Regions from separate parts of the Homo sapiens genome. Here region 2 is linked to region 1. A link is a loop called in an ENCODE intact Hi-C map of the cell type or tissue named here. Cell type or tissue: PC-9. All regions are shown on one strand. Each heading gives the region's core, and the rest is flanking DNA. Links, peaks and the distances in the headings are about the cores only. Region 1 has its middle 20 kb from the start of IER2. Region 2 has its middle 7.7 kb from the start of MIR23AHG.

What was found. Hi-C counts contacts between places; a loop is a spot of excess contacts. Peaks named below come from ENCODE experiments on the same cell type or tissue, not always from the same donor. Only the 100,000 strongest peaks of a DNase experiment are listed, where the experiment ranks them.
Region 2: it touches region 1 in a loop (9-fold over the local background); 7 of 110 quality-filtered maps call a loop at or near these places.

Annotation. Positions count from the first base shown.
Region 1 is chr19:13,165,921-13,174,986 of GRCh38, forward strand. No RefSeq gene overlaps it. Among named protein-coding and RNA genes, the nearest start is that of IER2, 20 kb to the left of the region's middle. RefSeq lists enhancers at 1,382-2,009, 3,702-4,202, 4,203-4,703, 6,555-6,614, 6,655-6,704. In PC-9, for the core only: no CTCF peak of the experiment used is centred there; a DNase peak (open chromatin) is centred at 4,071; H3K4me3 peaks cover 454 bases; H3K27ac peaks cover 2,500 bases.
Region 2 is chr19:13,846,084-13,855,149 of GRCh38, forward strand. No RefSeq gene overlaps it. Among named protein-coding and RNA genes, the nearest start is that of MIR23AHG, 7.7 kb to the left of the region's middle. RefSeq lists enhancers at 908-1,087, 7,614-8,559 and silencers at 1,668-1,937, 1,758-1,963. In PC-9, for the core only: a CTCF peak has its summit at 4,708; DNase peaks (open chromatin) are centred at 4,478 and 5,238; H3K4me3 peaks cover 1,576 bases; H3K27ac peaks cover 2,174 bases.

The DNA.
Region 1 (9,066 bases), core at 2,722-5,221:
TTCGCCATGTGGGTCTCGAACTCCCAACCTCAGGTGATCCGCCCGCCTTGGCCTCCCAAAGTTCTGGGATTACAGGTGTGAGCCACCGCGCTCGGCCTTTTTTTTTTTTTTCCTTCTGAAGTGGAGTCTTGTTCTGTTGCCCAGGCTGGAGTGCAGTGACGCGATATCAGCTCATTGAACCCTCTGCCTCCCAGGTTCAAGCAATTCTCCTGCCTCAGCTTCCCAAGTAGATGGGATTACAGGCATGCACCGCCACGCCCAGCTAATTTTTGTATTTTTAGCAGAGATGGGGATTCACCATGTTGGCCAGGCTGGTCTTGGAACTCCTGACCTCAGGTGATCTGCCTGCCTCAGCCTCCCAAAGTGCTGAGATTACAGGTGTGAGCCACTGTGCCCCACCAGGTAGGCACTTTCATTAGCCCCATTTTACAGATGAGGGAACTGAGGGGAACTGAGGCACAGAGTGGTTAAACAAAGTGTCCAGGGTTACCCTGTCCAGTAAAGCAAAGCCCATTGACATTCTTCCTCTCCTGGATTTTTTTTTTTTTTTGAGATGGAGTCTTGCTCTGTCGCCCAGGTGGGAGTGCAATGGCCCAATCTTGGCTCACTGAAAGCTCTGCCTCCCAGGTTCAAGCAATTCTCCTGCCTCAGCTTCCTGAGTAGCTGGGATTACAGGCGTGCACCACCGTGCCCAGCTAATTTTTGTATTTTTTTTTTTTTTAAGTAGAGACGGGGTTTCACCATGTTGGTCAGGCTGGTCTCGAACTCCTGACCTCGTGATCTGCCCGCCTCGGCCTCCCAAAGTGCTGGGATTACAGGTGTGAGCCACCACGCCCGGCCGGATTTTTCTTCTTTTCTTTTCTTTTCGGTGGGGAGGAGGAGAGTGTGAGGACCTTTGTCCTGGTTGGTGAACTTTTGCTTAAACCCAGCTTCTATCTCTGGTTCTCAGATAAGGAACCAGCTCCTTCTGGGAGCTGAGAGCCGCACCCCAGGTCTCCTTGCCACTCCTGGGCTACCTGTTTTCTCTTTCCTCATATCCAGGGCTGATCACTCACCAGGTTCCCTCTTAGAATCATTTGCCACTTCACTTCATTTTCCTCTCTTCTCCCCTTTCTGCAGGATGAACACTTCCCCAGGGGTCAATCTGTGCACGCTCAGTCCAGGGGCTGGGTAAAGACAAAGTTTTTTGTTTGCTGTTGTTCACTTGTTTATTTAAATTTATTTATTTTGAGATGGAGTCTCGTTCTGTCACCCAGGCTGGAGTGCAAGGCGCGATCTCGGCTCACTGCAACCTCCGCCTCCCGGGTTCAAGCAATTCTCTGCCTCAGCCTCCTGAGGAGCTGGGATTACAGGTGTGCACCACCATGCCCGGCTAATTTTTGTATTTTTAGTAGAGATGTGGTTTCACCATCTTGGCCAGGCTGATCTTGAACTTCTGACTTCGTGATCCACCTGTCTCAGCCTCCCAAAGTGCTGGGATTACAGGCGTGAGCCACTGCGCCCCACCCTCACTTGTTTATTTACTTGTTTTGTAAACATTATTTACTGAGCATGATCAAACTGCTAGACTGGAGAGGCTGCTGCAATCTCCTCCCTCTGCCCCCGCCATTTCCTGGTACCCATCCTTGCTGGTGGTGTCTGCAATCAGCGGGGCCCTGGCTGAGTTCACGGGAAAGGAAATGGCTCATTGCTTCAGCCTTTAGACCGGGGGGCAGGGAGGGCCTGTCGGGAGGCCGCCTAGTCAGGGGCGTGTCAGAGGCCAGAGGGGCCGGGGCCCAGCAGCTGGGGCTTGGTAAGCTCTGGAGCCTGGGCTCCAGGCCAGCTCGCTGCCAACCTCCACCTGAGACCACCCCACCCCCAACCCCCTTCCTTCTCTCCCCTGCTGCCGAGGCGCGCCCTTCCGGAGTGAAACTTTGGTTTCTCACGACCCGGAAGGCTTGAAGCAAACCTGCAATTACTCACTGCCTGGTCTGTGCGGGCTGCAGCTCTCAGACTCAGGATGAGGTGGCGGTAGGTGGGGTGGGGCTCTTGGGACCCTTTTACCCCTTCGTGCTGCTGGCTGGGGGAGGCCACTAAAGTCTGCGCGCTGCCTTCCACGCGTTCTCCAGACACTTTCCAAATCCCTGCGGACACTACCTTATAAACAGATACTGGAATTTTCAAAGTACTGTCATGCTGTTTGGGACCAGAAATTCCCTCCCATGAGGGTTGGATATGAAGCCAGTTTGGAGGGGGAAGCTGAGGGTGCATGCCCCTGGATCTACCAAAGCCTTCTCTTCAGTCTGGGAGGTTTTTTTTCTTTTTCTTTTTCTTTTTTGAGACAGAGTCTCACTCTGTCGCCCAGGCTGGAGTGCAGTGGTGTGATCTCAGCTCACTACAACCTCCACCTCCCAGGTTCGAATGATTCTCCTGCCTCAGCCTCCCGAGTAGCTGGACGACAGGCGTGCGCCACCACACCTGGCTACTTTTTGTATTTTTAGTAGAGACAGGGTTTCACCATGGGTTTCAGAGGGTGCAGTGGCTCACGCCTGTAATCTCAACACTTTGGGAGGTCGAGGCAGGTGGATCACTTGAGGTCAGGAGTTCGAGACCAGCCTGGACAACATGGTGAAACCCTGACTCTACTAGAAATACAAAAATTAGCTGGTGGTGGTGGCATGCACCTGTAGCCCCAGCTACTCAGGAGGCTGACTCAGGATAATCAGGAACCCGGGAGGAGGAGGTTTCATTGCTCCAGACTTTGAGACTCCATCTGAAAAAAAAAAAAAAATTAAGCCAGGCAAAGTGGCTGATGCCTGTAATTCCAAAGCTTTGAGTGGCTGAGGTGGGATGATCACTTGAGGCTAGGAGTTCGAGACCAACCTATGCAACATGGCAAGACCACCACACCCCCATCTCTGCAAAAAATTAGCCAGGTGTGGTGGCGCACACCTGTAGTCCCAGCTACTCTAGAGGCTGAGGCGGGAGGGTGGCTTGAGCCCAGGAGTTTGAGGCTGCAGTGAGCTATGATCATGTCACTGCACTCCAGCCTGGGTAACAAAGCAAGGCCCAGTCTCAAGAAAATCAGTTATTTTTGCATATGTATGGCGTACATAAGAACATTTGTTACATGTCTATAATGTAACCTCTCTCTGCTTTGCTTTGCAGCTCTGGCAGGGGCAGGGCAGCAGTGCTATGATGAGGCCACTTGTAATTGGGGGTGTTCATGGGAGGGCCTTTGTTCTCTGAGCACTGAGTGGGCACTGCTGTATCTCCATATGCCTGGGATCCTCATTGGTTCCCCTCCTTTCTCCCAGGCTTGTGCCTCTTTCTTTTACTTGACTTTTTTTTTTTTTCCACCCAGGCTGCCGTATAGTGGTGCCATCTCAGTTCACTGCAACCTCCACCTCCCAGGTTCAAGCAATTCTCCTGCCTCAGCCTCCCCAGTACCTGGGACTACAGGCATGTGCCACCATGCCTGGCCGATTTTTGTATTTTTAGTAGAGACAGGGTTTCACCATGTTGGCCAGGCTGATCTCAAACTCCTGGCCTCAAGTTATCCATTAGCCTCAGCCTCTGAAAATGCTGGGATTACAGGCGTGAGCCCGGCCTTTCTTCTTTTTCTTTTTTCTTTTGTTTGTTTTTTTAGAGACAGGGTCTCACTCTGTCACCCAGGTTGCAATGTAGTGGCATGATCATAGCTCACTGCAGCCCTGAACTCCTGTGCTCAAGTGATCTTCCCACCTCAGCCTCCCAAGTAGCTGGGACTATAGGTGTACATCACCATGCCTGGCTAATTTTTTAATTTTTTTTGCAGATATGGGGTCTTGCTATGTTGCTGAGGCTGGTCTCCAATTCCTGATTTCAAGTGAGCCTCCTGCCTCTGCCTCCCAAAGTACTGTGATGAGCTACTACGCCTGGTCATTGTCCCTCTTTCTCATGACTCTCTGGACATCCCTGGGGTGGAGGGTGGGGCAGGCACACACATCCCTCAACTTCCCAGTGGTTCCACGATGACTAAGCCAGCCCTGTCCCTGAGGCTGGGAGTCTGGAGCTAGGATCCACCCCCATGGCCTCATATCCCAACCTTGAGCCTGGGTTTCTGGTCAGACTGGACGGGCTAGCTCGGTCTCCTTAACTCTCAGAGTTGCCTTGTCCAGGCCCAGCGGGTCCCACACAGCCAGGCACACCCCACCCCACAGGGCTCCTGGGAAATTCTCTGCCCCACCCTCAGGCTGCCTCAGACAGACTGAGGTTACCTGTGATTGTCCCAGATAACCCGAGTGAGCCCATCCTCTGCTCTGGGTGGCTCCCTCCCTGGCAGCTGACCTGTAAATTTTGAAAAGATGGGGACAATGCTCAGCTAGGAGGGATGCTCCTGCTGTCTTCCCTGCTGGCCTGGCCACTCCCCAGACTGGACAGGTCCCTTGGCAGCTCTTCCCAGCAACCCAGGCAGCCCCAAGCCCCCTCTTGCTTGGTGTTCCAGGCCAGTGAGAATCTCACTTCTTCTCCAAAACTTTGTCTTCCAACTCCTGTTTTGTTGTGTTTTGTTTTTTTATTGAAACAGGGTCTCATTCTGTTACCCAGGCTGGAGCTCATGGCATGATCATAGCTCACTGCAGCCTCAAACTCCTAGGCTCAAGCAATTCTTCCCACCTCACCCTCCTGAGTAGCAGGGACTACAGATGTGGGCCACCATGGTCAGCTAATTTAAAAAGTTTTTTTCTTAGGCCAGGCATGGTGGCTCACGCCTGTAATCCCAGCACTTTGGGAGGCCGAGGCAGGTGGATAACAAGGTCAGGAGTTCGAGACCAGCCTGGCCAACCTGGTGAAACCCCTGTCTCTACTAAAAATACAAAAATTAGCCGGGCGTGGTGACAGGCACCTGTAGTCCCAGCTGCTTGGGAGGCTGAGGCAGAGAATTGCTTGAACCCGGGAGATGGAGGTTGCAGTGAGCTGAGAACACTCCACTGCACTTTAGCCTGGGCGACAGAGTGAGACTCTGTCTCAAGAAAAAAAAAATTATATATATATAAATTAGCCAGGCATGATGGTGAGTGCCTGTAATTCCAGCTCCTTGGGAGGCTGAGGTGGGAGAATCACTTGAACCTGGGAGGCAGAGATTGCAGTGAGCCAAGATTGCTCCACTGCACACCAGCCTAGGTAATAGAGTGAAACTCCATCTCAAAAAAGAATTTTTTTTTTTCAGAGATGGGGATCTCTCTGTGTTGCCCAGGCTGGCCTCAAGCAATCCTCCTGCCTCAGCCTCCCAAAGTGTTGGGATGACAGGCATGAGCCACTGCGCCCGGCCTGTGGTTTCTCCATGTGGGGCCAGATCACTCTTTGTGCAGGGAGCTACCCTGTGCATCTTTGATGTTGAGTAGTAGCCCTGGCCTCAACCCTGTGCCAATGAAAGATGTCTCCAGATGTTGCCAAATGTTGGGGTGGGGTGGGGCGCAGCCTTGCCGCCTGCTTCACCTGTTCTACCTGTCCATACTCATACCAACCTGCAAAGTAACTTAGACCGTGTGTTTTCTTTTTCTTTTTTTTTTTCTGAGATGAGGTCTTGCTTTCTCCCAGGCTAAAGTGCAGTGGCACGATCTCAGCTCACTACAACCTCTGCCTCCCAGGTTCAAGCGATTCTCCTGCCTCAGCCTCTCGAGTAGCTGGGATTACAGGCACCCGCCACCATGCGCAGCTAATTTTTTTATTTTGAGTAGAGATGGGATTTCACCATGTTGGCCAGGCTGGCGGCTCGAACTCCTGACCTGACCTCAGGTGATCCACCCGTCTCGGCCTCCCAAAGTGCTGGATTACAGGTGTGAGCCACCGTGCCCAGCTGGAGCATATGTGTTCTTTTTTTTTCTTTCTTTCTTTCTTTCTTTTTCTTTTTTTTTTTGAGACGGAGTCTTGCTCTGTCACCCAGGCTGGAGTACAGTGGCGCCATCTCGGCTCACTGCAAGCTCCGCCTCCTGGGTTCATGCCATTCTCCTGCCTCAGCCTCCCAAGTAGCTGGGACTACATACAGGTGCCCGCCACCACACCCGGCTAATTTTTTTGTATTTTTAGTAGAGACAGGGTTTCACCATGTTAGCCAGGATGGTCTCGATCTCTTGACCTCTAGATCTGCCCGCCTCGGCCTCCAAAAGTGCTGGGATTACAGGCATGAGCCACTGCGCCTGGCCAGGAGCATGTGTTTTCTCATCTTGGGCCTGGATCGAGTCCTTATGGTGGAGGTGATCTGCGGGTTCCAGAATCTTGGGAAGGGATTGGTGAGACCATAGCATGGCCCATTGCACCGTCCCTCTACCTGGAGTGAGGGGTGCCAGCCTCCCATTTCCTGGTGGGTGGGCTTGCTGGATGGCAGCCTGAGGTGGGTGGAGTCAGGCTGCCTTGTTCTATTTCCTGGTTCCCAGGGTTGGGTGGTGGCAATGGTGGCCCCGGAGCCAGAGGGCTTGGGGTACCCTGATCCTGCCTCCGGATTTACTGGGTGGGTGCTAGGGTGTGTGCTCCAAGACCGATGGCCCCTGTGGGCGTGGAGGAGAAACCAGAGACTCAAGCAGATCTCCCTGCCTGCCTTCTGCCCTCATGTCCCACTTCACCTTGGCTCTAGGCCAGGGGCTGCCAGAATGGTGACTCAGAGCGACTGAGAAGAGGAGAGAAACAGAATGGAGGTCCTTATCATCCTCCAATCTCCGCCATCCCAGCATCCCCATAAAGGTCAGGACCCTTGAGGCCACATGTCAAGACCATCCACACTGCCCTCTCCTGCTTCCTCCTCCTCTACCCGCCCTCTTTCAGTGGGATTTTTTTTTCCGGGTACCACGCTAGGGCAGGAAGGCAGAAGTGAGCATGGGGCGTGGAACGTCTCTGAGGTTGGAATATATTTAGGCCAGGAGAAGAGTGTGTGTGTGGTGCTGGCCAGGCCCTGGCGCCGGCTCGGCGGGCTTGAGGAGTGATGGTGGGGGGCCCTGAGCCAGTGTGGGGATGCTCCTGCCTTCTCCCTTTTTTTTTTTTTTTTTTTTTGGTTTTGAGATGTAGTCTCGCTCTGTTGCCCAGGCTGGAGTGCAGTGGTGCGGTCTTGGCTCACTGCAACCTCTGCCTCTTTGGTTCAAGTGATTCTCTTGCCTCAGCCTCTGGAGTAGCTGAGATTACAGGCATCTGCCACCACGCCCGGCTAATTTTTTCTATTTTTAGTAGAGATGAGGTTTCACCATGTTGGCCAGGCTGGTCTCCAACTCCTGACCTCATGATCCGCCTGCCTCGGCCTCCCAAAGTGCTGCGATTATAGGTGTGAGCCACCGTGCCTGGCCACCTTCTCCCTTTTAAAGACAGCCTGTCAGCTTTGGGGAGGAGGAGTGGGAATCACTAGGCCCCCACCAAGGCTGAGGCAGGCCCTGTGTGGGCCAGATACATTTAGCATCTTCAAAACAAACCAGCAAGACTAACATCAGGATCACTTACAGCTGTAAACACAAGGCCCAGAGAGGTTAAGTGGCTTTCCCAAGGCTGTTCAGGAAAGAGGTGATGATGGAAGGGTTCTCTTGCTGGCCCGGCTGGCTGCCACCATTCATGCACGCAGTGTTCATTCATGCAACACCTTTGTGGGTACAGCCTAGCCTGTGCCAGCCCCCAACAACGTGCGGGAGAACAAGAAGCCAACTGGACCCAGGTCGGCAAACCGCAGCCCATAGGTGGCATTCGTCTGTTGTCTCTGCACGGCCCTTGGGCTAAGAATGGTTTTTACATTTTTAAGTGGTTGAAAACAAAAGAATAAGAGTATTCCATGATACATAACAATTATATGAAATTGCAATTCCAGCCTTCATGAATTCAGGGTACACAGGTTACACCCATTTGAGTCCACATTGTCTGTGGTTGCCTTTTCGTGACTGTGGCAGAGTGGAGCTGTTTTGACAGAGACCCTGCAAAGCTAAACAACTTTCCTATTTGTCCCCTCCTCCCCTGTCCCCCTCACACTTTTTTTTGACAGAGTTTTGCTCTTGTTGCCCAGGCCGGAGTGCAACAGCGCAATCTTGGGTCACTGCAACCTCCACCTCGTTGGTTCAAGCGATTCTCCTGCCTCAGCCTCCTGAGTAGCTGAGATTACAGGCGCCTGCAACTATGCCCGGCTAATTTTTATATTTTAAGTAGAGACAGGATTTCACCATGTTGGCCAGGCTGGACCGGAACTCTGACCTGAGGTAATTCAGCCGCCTCGGCCTCCCAAAGTGCTAGGATTACAGGCGTGAGCCACCACACCTGGCTTTTTTTTTCTCTCTCTCTCTTTTTTGAGATGGTGTCTCACTCTGTCGCCCAGGCTGGAGTGCAGTGGCGTGATTTCGGCTCACTGCAACCTCTGCCTCCCGGGTTCAAGCGATTCTCCTGCCTCAGCCTCCTGCAACCTCTGCCTCCCGGGTTCAAGCGATTCTCCTGCCTCAGCCTCCTGAGTAGCTGGAATTACAGGCGCGTGCCACCATGTCTGGCTAATTTTTTGTATTTTTAGTAGAGACGAGGTTTCGCCATGTTGGTCAGGCTGGTCTGGAACTCCTGACCTCAAGTGATCAGCCCGTTTTGGCTTCCCAAAGTGCTGGAATTACAGGCCAGAGCCACCACGCCTGGCCATGCCCGGCTAATTTTTTTGTTTGTTTGTTTGAGGTAGAGTTTCACTCTTGTTGCCCAGGCTGGAGTGCAGTGGCATGATCTCGGCTCACTGCAACCTCCACCTCCCAGGTTCAAGTGATTCTCCTGCCTCAGTCTCCCTAGTAGCTGGGATTACAGGCGTCCGCCACCACGCCCGGCTAATTTTTTTGTATTTTTAGTAGAGACGGGGGTTCACTATATTGGCCAGGCTGGTCGGCAACTCCTGACCACAGGTGATCCACCCGCCTCAGCCTCCCAAAGTGCTGGGATTACAGGCGTGAGCCACCTTGCCCAGCCGGAGCATGTGTTTTCTTTCCTTTTTTTTTTTTTTTAAGAGACGGAGTCTTGCTCTGTCACCCAGGCTGGAGTGCGGTGGTGGGATCTCGGCTCACTGCAACCTCTGCCTCCTGGGTTCAAGCAATTCTCCTCCCTCAGCCTTGTGAG
Region 2 (9,066 bases), core at 3,590-6,089, 680 kb after region 1:
GGAGTCTCACTCTGTCGCCCAGGCTGGAGTGCATTGTCACAATCTTGGCTCACTGAAACCTCTGCCTCCCCAGTTCAAGCGATTCTCCTGCCTCAGCCTCCCAAGTAGCTGGGATTACAGGCGTGCACCACCATGCTCGGCTAATTTTTCTATTTTTAGTAGAGACAGGGTTTCACCATATTGGCCAGGCTGATCTTGAACTCCTGACTTCAAGTGATCCGCCCGCCTCAGCCTCCCAAAGTGCTGGGATGACAGGTGTGAGCCACAGCGCCAGGCCCTACACCCCAGCTTTCTAGCTGGATGTCTTTGGGATGGCTTTGGGGCCAGGCGATTACACTTCCTAAGCCTCAGTTTTGTCGGCTGAAAAATGGGGCTGAAAATGCGCAATTTGCAGTTGTTACCAGGCTTTGAGGTGAGACGTGTGATGTGCTGATCGCAGGTAGAAAGAGGGTAAGTGATACACCAGGTACACCTGGATCAAGGGACCCTGACAGGCCCAGCCGGCCCACAGGTCACCCCAGCTCACATGCAGGGCTGCCTGCTGGGCCCCATGGCAACGCCACACACAGAGACATCAAACAGGCCCTGCCGAGGAAGTCCCACGTCACTGCGGTTAGAGTGGCTCCTCCCAGCCCAGCCCCCGGCTGGCGGCAGTGACCCCCATGCCAGTCAGGGCCCCTGCCTCCTGTTGCCCTGGCGACCAGCTGTGTTATGGACTGAGCCGGGATCCCACCACATCCCTGCCCCCTCACCAGGGCACCAGCCACTCCCCACATCCGGAGAAGGACATTACACGGTGGCCCCAGCTCACCGTGACAAACTCAATTGCCTGGTGTCTGGAGCACCAGGAAAGACTTTGTCTACCTACATAATGGTTCAGAAGGGCAGAGAGGTCCCAGGGATCTGTGGGGACTCCCAGCCAGGTGCCTGAAATCCCCGGGGAAGGGTCCCAGTATTGCTCAAGGGCACTGGTGGGGCAGGTCAGACAGGAATAGACCCCAGGCCTGGCCCAGCCCCCACCTCAGGAATGACTCACCACCCACCCAGCTCCCGATGACATCAAGGCCTGGCCTGCCACCCTGACCTGGCCCCAGGCCAGAACTGGGGGGGCGCACCCAAGAAGTGTCACATCTGGCTGTCCCTGCCTGGCTGGGATCTGGTACGCAGAGGGTTAAGGAGAGCCCTTCTGGGGGTCTCCCCCCCATCCCATCCCCCCCACTTTCCCGGGGATTTCGGGCCCCAGCCCCTCTGACGTCACTGGGGGTTGCTATGGCAACTGGCCGAAGTTCCCAAATAAAATTACCGCGGGCGGGTTAAGTTTCCTAGGAGGCAGCCGACGGGTAAACAATGGCGGTGGCAGGCGGGGCCGGCGAGAGGCCGTCTCCCCCTCTTACCCCCGACTCTGCTGGGACCTGGGGGTCCCTGGGGCGAGGGGCAGGGTCCCCCTCCCTGCCCAGGATCTGAGAGCCCTCGAGCCAGCGAGGGGATTGGCGCCCAGATGAGGGACAGCGAGGCCACGACCCACATGAGCGGGGGATGGGGACGAGGGGTCTTTGGAGGGGAGGCTGGGGCGGCGGGGAACAAAGAGGGGACCGGAGGCCTGGGGATCCACCCTCCACACACCCTCCCCCCTAACCCCGCTCCCGGCCGGCCGCCAGTCCAGCTGTGGCTGTTCCCAGCTCCCTGGCTCCCCACATCTGGCGGGCCGCGCGCTCACTTCCTGTCGCCCCGGCTGCCTGGAGGGAGGTAAAAATAACCCGCCCCCTCCCCCTGCCGGCGGCGCAGACGGCGGATCCTCCCAGCCTGGAGGAGGGCGAGGCCGAGCCTCAGCCGGGAGAGGAGGCCCCCTGAGGCCGCCTCCCGTCCCTCCCAGTGCCTCGCTGTCCTGGCAGGAGGGGGGCAAGTAGGGGTGCCACAGAGCCTAGGCTGCGCTGGGGGACTGGGGAAGCGCATCCCATGAGAAAGGCCCTTAGCTGGGTCACCAGGAACCCAGGGAACCATAGTGTCCAACCACCCCCACCAATCCCGTGGGGGAGGGGGTTCAAGTTCTGAGAGTTGAGGGACTGCAGCCAACATGCCTGGGTTCCAATCGAGGGTCACCCACTTCCTAACCTAACAGTATAAACAAGTTACCAAAAAAAAAAAAAAGCCCCCCCCCCGCACACACACGACAAGAGCAAAACTGCTCCAGGCCTCAGTTTACCTAGCTGTAAAATGGGCATGATAGCAGTACTCACTTCAAAGTGCATTTGTTGGGTTAGGAGTGTCAACTCACTCTATAATCCCAAAACTTTGGGAGGCTGTGGCAGGAGGATCGCTTGAACTTAGGAGTTTGAGACCAGCCTAGGCAACATAGTGAGACCCCCATCTCTACGAAAAAGTGAATAAGTAAAATGAAAACACATAAAAAAGAAAAATAAAGTGCATTTATTCCCTGAGTGTTAGCTATGATCGTTTCCCCCTCCCCAGGGGCCCCTGAGACCCACCCCCCTCCACCAAGTACAGTTCCCAGATGAGACACAGGACACCCAGTGAAACTTAATTTTTCAGATACACAGCGGATCTCTTTTTTTAGTATAAGTATGTCCCATGCAATTTTGGGGACATCGCTATACTAAAAAAAAAGTTTTATACTAAAAAAAAATTACTTGTTCTGTATCTGAAATTCAAATTTAACTGATGTCCTGTATTTTTTATTTGTTAAATCTGCCAACTGTATCCTTAAGTCACCATCATCTCTGGCCTAAATATATTCCAACAGCCACCTCCCTGGTCCTCTCCGACTTTCCTTATGCCTTCTAGCCATTCTCCAGAGACAGCCCGTTAAATCCAATCACGTGTCCCCTCTACCTTCCACTTGGAAAAGTTCCTGGTGTCCCAACCTCTCCCGCAGGAAGGTCCTGCCTGTTATTCGCCAACTCCCGAGCATCCTTCAGTTCCCAGGGTATCACCTCCTCCGAGAAGCCCTCCTCACCTTCTTGGCTTTAGACTGTCCAGGATCCCTGTAACTCAGCCATCTCCCCAACTCAACCATTTGAGTGATTGACTTGGTCATGTGAGCCAAATGGACATTTCTTACAGGACTCAAAGCTGGTCACTTCCCAGGCAGCTGGTCCATCTCCGTGTCTGAGATGCTAGTATCTACTCTTCTCCCCGCCCCATAGGATCTGGGGCTCCGGAAGGCCCCTCAGGCAGCTCCCTTAAGGGTCCTGTGGGCGGCTCAGTGGTGACTATTGGGGTGCCAGGGAGCCCGGAGTTCAGGCCATCTGAAGCTGGTGCTGGGAAACTCTCTCCCTGCACTCAGATGGCATGGGAAGTCTAGGGGGGTGCTGGTGCAACCTCTGTAGTGCACAGCCTTCAGTATCATGTGTCGACAGCCCCCAAGGAGCCCACCAGGCGCCATCCCCCACTTGCATAACCTACCCACACTTCAATGTAGCCTTGGCACCTATCCCCACAACGCCTGAAGACTCCCACAGATATGGCCCTGCCAAGGCCAGGCATGCACCCTCCTGAGACAGGTTTGGGAGCCCGGATGCCAGCTTGGCTGTGCATCCTCTGGCAAAGGACATTGACCCTCTGTTGACTCAGTTTCCCCATCTGTAAAATGAGAATGTCAATGAAACGTCAGAGGGCCATGGTGAACACTATTTTTAATTTTTATTATTATTATTTTTTGAGACGGAGTTTCACTCTTGTCACCCAGGCTGGAGTGCAGTGGCACGATCTTGGCCCACTGCAACCTCTGCCTCCCGGGTTCAAGCGATTCTCCTGCCTCGGTCTCCCAAGTAGCTGGGATTAGAGGTGCTGGCCATCACGCTCGGCTAATTTTTGTATTTTTAGTACAGACGGGGTTTCACCATTTTGCCCAGGCTGGTCTTGAACTCCTGACATCAAGTGATCCACGGGCTTCGGCTTCCTAAAGTGCTGGGATTATAGGCGTGAGCCGCCGCGCCCGACTTCATGGTGAACATTACATGAGTTAATACACATAGGCCCACACATGCATAGAACAGGCTTAGAACATAGAACGTGCTCATTAAGTGTTAGCTAGTTTGGGAGGTCGGCAGGGGTGGGGAGGATGCAAAAAAGCCCTCATCACAGCGCTCCTGACAGCTCCCGCCAGGCCAGCTCCCCAAATCCCTTAGGAAAATGGCCTCGACCTCTCAGCTGCAACTCTGGCCCAGCCGCCATCTCCTGACCTGACCGCCCACTTCTGGGGAGCCCCGGTGGGTCTGGATTGGAGAGAGCCACCCTCAGCCCTCCCCACCTTCATTGGACCACAGCTGTCTCCTTCACCATCACCTCCGTGCCCACCAGGATTACAGGCCTGATCTGAACCCCTAATCTAGGGAAGACTACGGAGTCCCAAAATCCCTCTTAGCGCGCACCCCGGCCTGAGGCTCGAACCCAGGTCCGCGCTGGAGGGCGGTGGCGGTTGCCGAGCAACGCGCTGTTTGTTGGCGCGGGGGGCGGGGCCGGGGCCGGCGCGCGGTGACTCACCGCGGCGTGATGCGGACGGGCGCGGCGCCCAGCAGCCTGGCCGGCGGCCCGATCTCGGCTGGCCTCGGCGTCCGGAGGGGCCCGGCGGCGGGGGCGCCTTAGCCCCCAAGTGGGCGCCGGAGGCCCGTGGGGAAGCGGCGGAGCAGGTCCCGGGCTCTCGGACTCGGTTCGAATCCCAGCCCTGCCTCTTACTCTTGACTCTTGATCTGTGACTTCAAGGCTCCTTGCCTCAGTTTACCCGTCAGTAAAAGAAGCGACACTGGAGGGTGCAGTAACCCACCACTGGCATTTAAAGCAGCTGAGATGATCACGCAGTGACACTGCGGGGCAGCAAGTTTGGGACACCCAGATTCTGCACGTGAATCTCCTGTGTTAAACTCTGCAACCTCACGGAGAATCAATTTCCGCATCTGTTACAGGGCAGTAGCAAGAACAAACACCCTGCCTCTCGGGTGGTTTGAGAATCCCGTGAATTCATAGTGAGACAATGCGTGGCACATTTCAGTACCATGTCTGCTGCCCCACGGAGGGACGGGATGTAGGAGGTTTTCTCTGTGGTCCGAGCTCAGGAGGGCAAGGAGGTGAGGGCAAGACTGGAACCCCTAGAAGTGGGTGGCAAGTCACAGGTCCAGGGCAGGGTGGCATGACCATGGCTGCAGAGGCCCCTATCCCGAAGCTGGCTCACAGCACCTGCTGCGGGCAGGCAGAAGGGGGGCCTGGGGGTGAGTCACCGCCCAGCAATGAGGCTTGAGTCACACAGGGCGGGGTCCCCCGTTAGCCCCCCCAGCTGCTCCCACAAAGGCCCTTTGAGAAGAGTTCCCCACCCCCTACTCCCACCCCCTAGGCCCTCTCTAGGGGTGGGCTGTGGGGCCGAGGCCCTGCTGGGCTGCCCCCAGGAGCCCGGCCTGGGTCTGGGAGGCGCCAGCCAGTTTCAGCCATGTCTGTGAAAAGTCACCATAGGAAGCTGGGTGTCCCCCGGGGAGGGGGCTTCCAGGCTGCCTGAGTCACTGGAATGGTGGAGGGTCACACGCGCAGGGCCCACGCACACAGCGGGCAAATTGAGTCAGACTGTCTGGTGGGGCGGGCAGGCCAGGACGCTTCGAGTCAGGCTGAGAAGGAAACCTGGGAAGAGACATGGTTCTTCCAAGCCTGTGGCCTCTGGCAGAGAAAGAGGGTGCTTGAGGGCACATATGGTGGGTTTCACCACACCTCCTGCCTAGGCCTCCCCTCCTTGCCTGCCCCGAAACAGTCTCCCCCACCTTTCTATCCTTCTTAAACTTGGAGTGAGAAGGACAGCAAGCTGGATGGGATTCCAGGGAGGCACTCTACTAGCGGAAGAATTGAGATTTTTTTTTTTAATTTTATTATTTATTTATTTATATTTATTTACTTTTTTTTTTGAGACTGAGTCTCACCCTGTCACCCAGGCTGGAGTGCAGTAGCACAATCTCGGCTCACTGCAACCTCTGCCTCCCAGGTTCAAGCGATTCTCCTGCTTCAGCCTCCCAAGTAGCTGGGACTACGAGCACACGCCACCATGCCCAACTAATTTTTGTAGTTTTAGTAGAGATGGGGTTTCACCATGTTGGCCAGGGCAGTCTCGAACTCCTGACCTCAGGTGATCCGCCTGCCTTGGCCTCCCAAAGTGCTGGGATTAAAGGCGTGAGCTACTGCGCCTGGCCAATTTGTATTTATTTATGTATTGAGACAGGGTCTCATTGTGTCGCCCAGGCTGGAGTGCAGTGGCACAATCACGTCTTACTGCAGCCTCGACCTCCTGAACTCAGCTGAGCCTCCCACCTCAGCCTCCCAAGTAGCTGGGACCACAGGTGAGAGCGACCACACCCAGCTAATTTTTGTATTTTTTTTTTTTTTTTTGTAGAGACAGGGTTATGCTGTGTTGCCCAGGCGGGTCTGGAATTCCTGACTCGAATTCCTGCCCTCAAGAGTTCCGCCCACCTTAGCCTCCTAAAGTGCTGGGATTACAGGCATGAGCCCCTGGGCCCTGACCTGTTTGTTTATTTTTTAGAGATAGGGGTGTCTCCATGTTGCCCTGGCTGGCCTCAAACTCCTGGGTTTAAGGGATCCTCCCGAGTAGCTGGGAATACAGGCAAATATGTCCACACCCAGCTTTAAGATAAAAAAAAATTATTATTATTTAATATTTATTTATTTATTGAGATGGAGTCTCTGTCACCCAGGCTGGAGTGCAGTGGCGCGATCTCGGCTCACTGCAGCCTCCACCTCCCAGGTTAAAGCGATTCTCCTGCCTCAGCCTCTGAAGTAGCTGAGACTACAGGCGTGTGCCACCATGCCTGGCTAATTTTTTGTATTTTTTAAGTAGAGACGGGGTTTCGCCATGTTAGCTAGGATGGTCTCGATCTCCTGACCTGGTGATCCACCTGCCTCGGCCTCCCAAAGTGCTGGGATTACAGGCGTGAGCCACCACGCCCAGCCCAGGATCAAAATTTTTTAAGACAAGGTCTCACCACTGCCATCTCAAGCTCCGGGGCTCAAAGGATCCTTCTACCTCAACCTCCAGAGTAGCTGGAACTACAGGTGAGCACCACCACACCTGGCTAATTTATTTATCTTGTGGGGGTCGGGGCGTGAGGGTCTTGCTGTGTTGCCTAGACTGGTCTCCAACTCCTGGCCTTAAGTGAGCCTCCTGCCTCAGCCTCCCAAGTAGCTAGGACTACAGGCATGTGCAAGCACACCCAGCTTATTTATACACATTTATTTTATTTTATTTTATTTTATTTTTTTTTAGAGACAGGGTCTTACTATGTTTCCCAGGCTGGTCTTGAATTCCTGGTCTCAACCAATCCTCCTCCTGCATTGGTCTCCCAAAGTGCTGGTATTACAGGCATGAGCCACCTCGGCTGACCACTTTGCTTTTTCTATTTGTTGACTGAGATGGCTATAAAGGGACTAACAGACTGGTAGCCTATACAGACAGCATGGATAAGCTGGGTAAAGGGATGATTCACATCCCAGGACTGTGGGAGATTTCATCACACTACTCAGAACGGCCTGGAATGTGAAGGTATGACTTGTTTTATTTCTGGAATTTTCTTTCTTTTTTTTTTTTCTGAGACCGAGTCTCGCTCTGTCACCCAGGCTGGAGTGCAGTGGTGTGATCTCTGCTCATTGCAACCTCTGCCTACCGTGTTCAGGCCATTCACCTGCCTCAGCCTCCCGAGTAGCTGGGATTACAGGCGCGTGCCACCACGCCCGGTTAATTTTTGTATTTTTAGTAGAGGCGGGGTTTCACCATGTTGGCCAGGCTGGTCTCGAACTCCTGACGTCAGGTGATCCGCCTGCCTCGGCCCCCCAAAATGCTGGGATTAAAGGCGTGAGCCACCTCGCCCAGCCTCTGGAATTTTCCATTTAATATTTTTGGACCAAAGTTGACCAAGGATAACTGAAACCGAGGAAATCGAAACTGCAGATAAGGGGGACGACTGTATACAGTCAAATGTGTTTAGAATATTCATAGACTTATGCAACCATCACCACAATAAATTTTAGAACATTCCTTTTTTTTTGGAGACAGAGTCTCACTCTGTCACCCAGGCAGGAGTGCAGTGGTGTGATCTCGGCTCACTGCAACCTCCGCCTCCCAGGTTCAAGCGATTCTCCTGCCTCAGCCTCCCAAGTAGCTGGGATTACAGGCGAGCACCACCACGCCCAGCTAATTTTTGTATTTTTAGTAGAGACAGGGTTTCACCATGTTGGCCAGACTGGTCTCGAACTCCTGACCTAGTAATCTGCCCGCCTTGGCCTCCGGAAGTGCTGGGATTACAGGCGTGAGCCACTGTGCCTGGTCCACACCAGCTAATTTTTTGTATTTTAGTAGAGATGAGGTTTCACCGTGTTGCCCAGCCTAGTCTCCAACTCCTGAGCTCAGGCAATCCGCCTGCATCAGCCTTCCAAAATTCTGGGATTAGAGGCAGGAGCCACTACGCCCGGCCTTTTTTTTCGCTGAGGCAGGATCTTACTGTGTAGCCCAGAGTGGAGTGCAGTGGCGGCATCCTGGCTCATTGCAACCACTGCCTCCCGGGCTCAAGCAATCCTCCCACCTCAGCCTTTGGAATAGCTGAGACTGCAGGCGCCCGCCACCACGCCCAGCTAATTTTTTTTTTTTTTTTTTTTTTTTTTTTGAGACGGAGTCTACCTCTGTCGCCCAGGCTGCAGTGCAGTGGCGCCATCTCTGCTCACTGCAAGCTCCGCCTCCCGGGTTCACGCCATTCTCCTGCCTCAGCCTTCCGAGTAGCTGGGACTACAGGCGCCCGTTACCACGCCTGGCTAATTTTTTGTATTTTTAGTGGAGACGGGGTTTCACCGTGTTAGCCAGGATGGTCTCAATCTCCTGACCTCGTGATCCGCAAGATTACAGGCGTGAGCCACCGCGCCTGGCCATTTTTTTTTTTTTTTTTTTTTAAAGACAGGGCGTTGCTATGTTGCTCAGGCTGTTCTCAAACACCTGGGCTCAAGCAGTCCTCCCACATCGGCCTTCCAAAGTGCTGGGATTACAGCATGAGTGACCACGCCCTGCCCAAC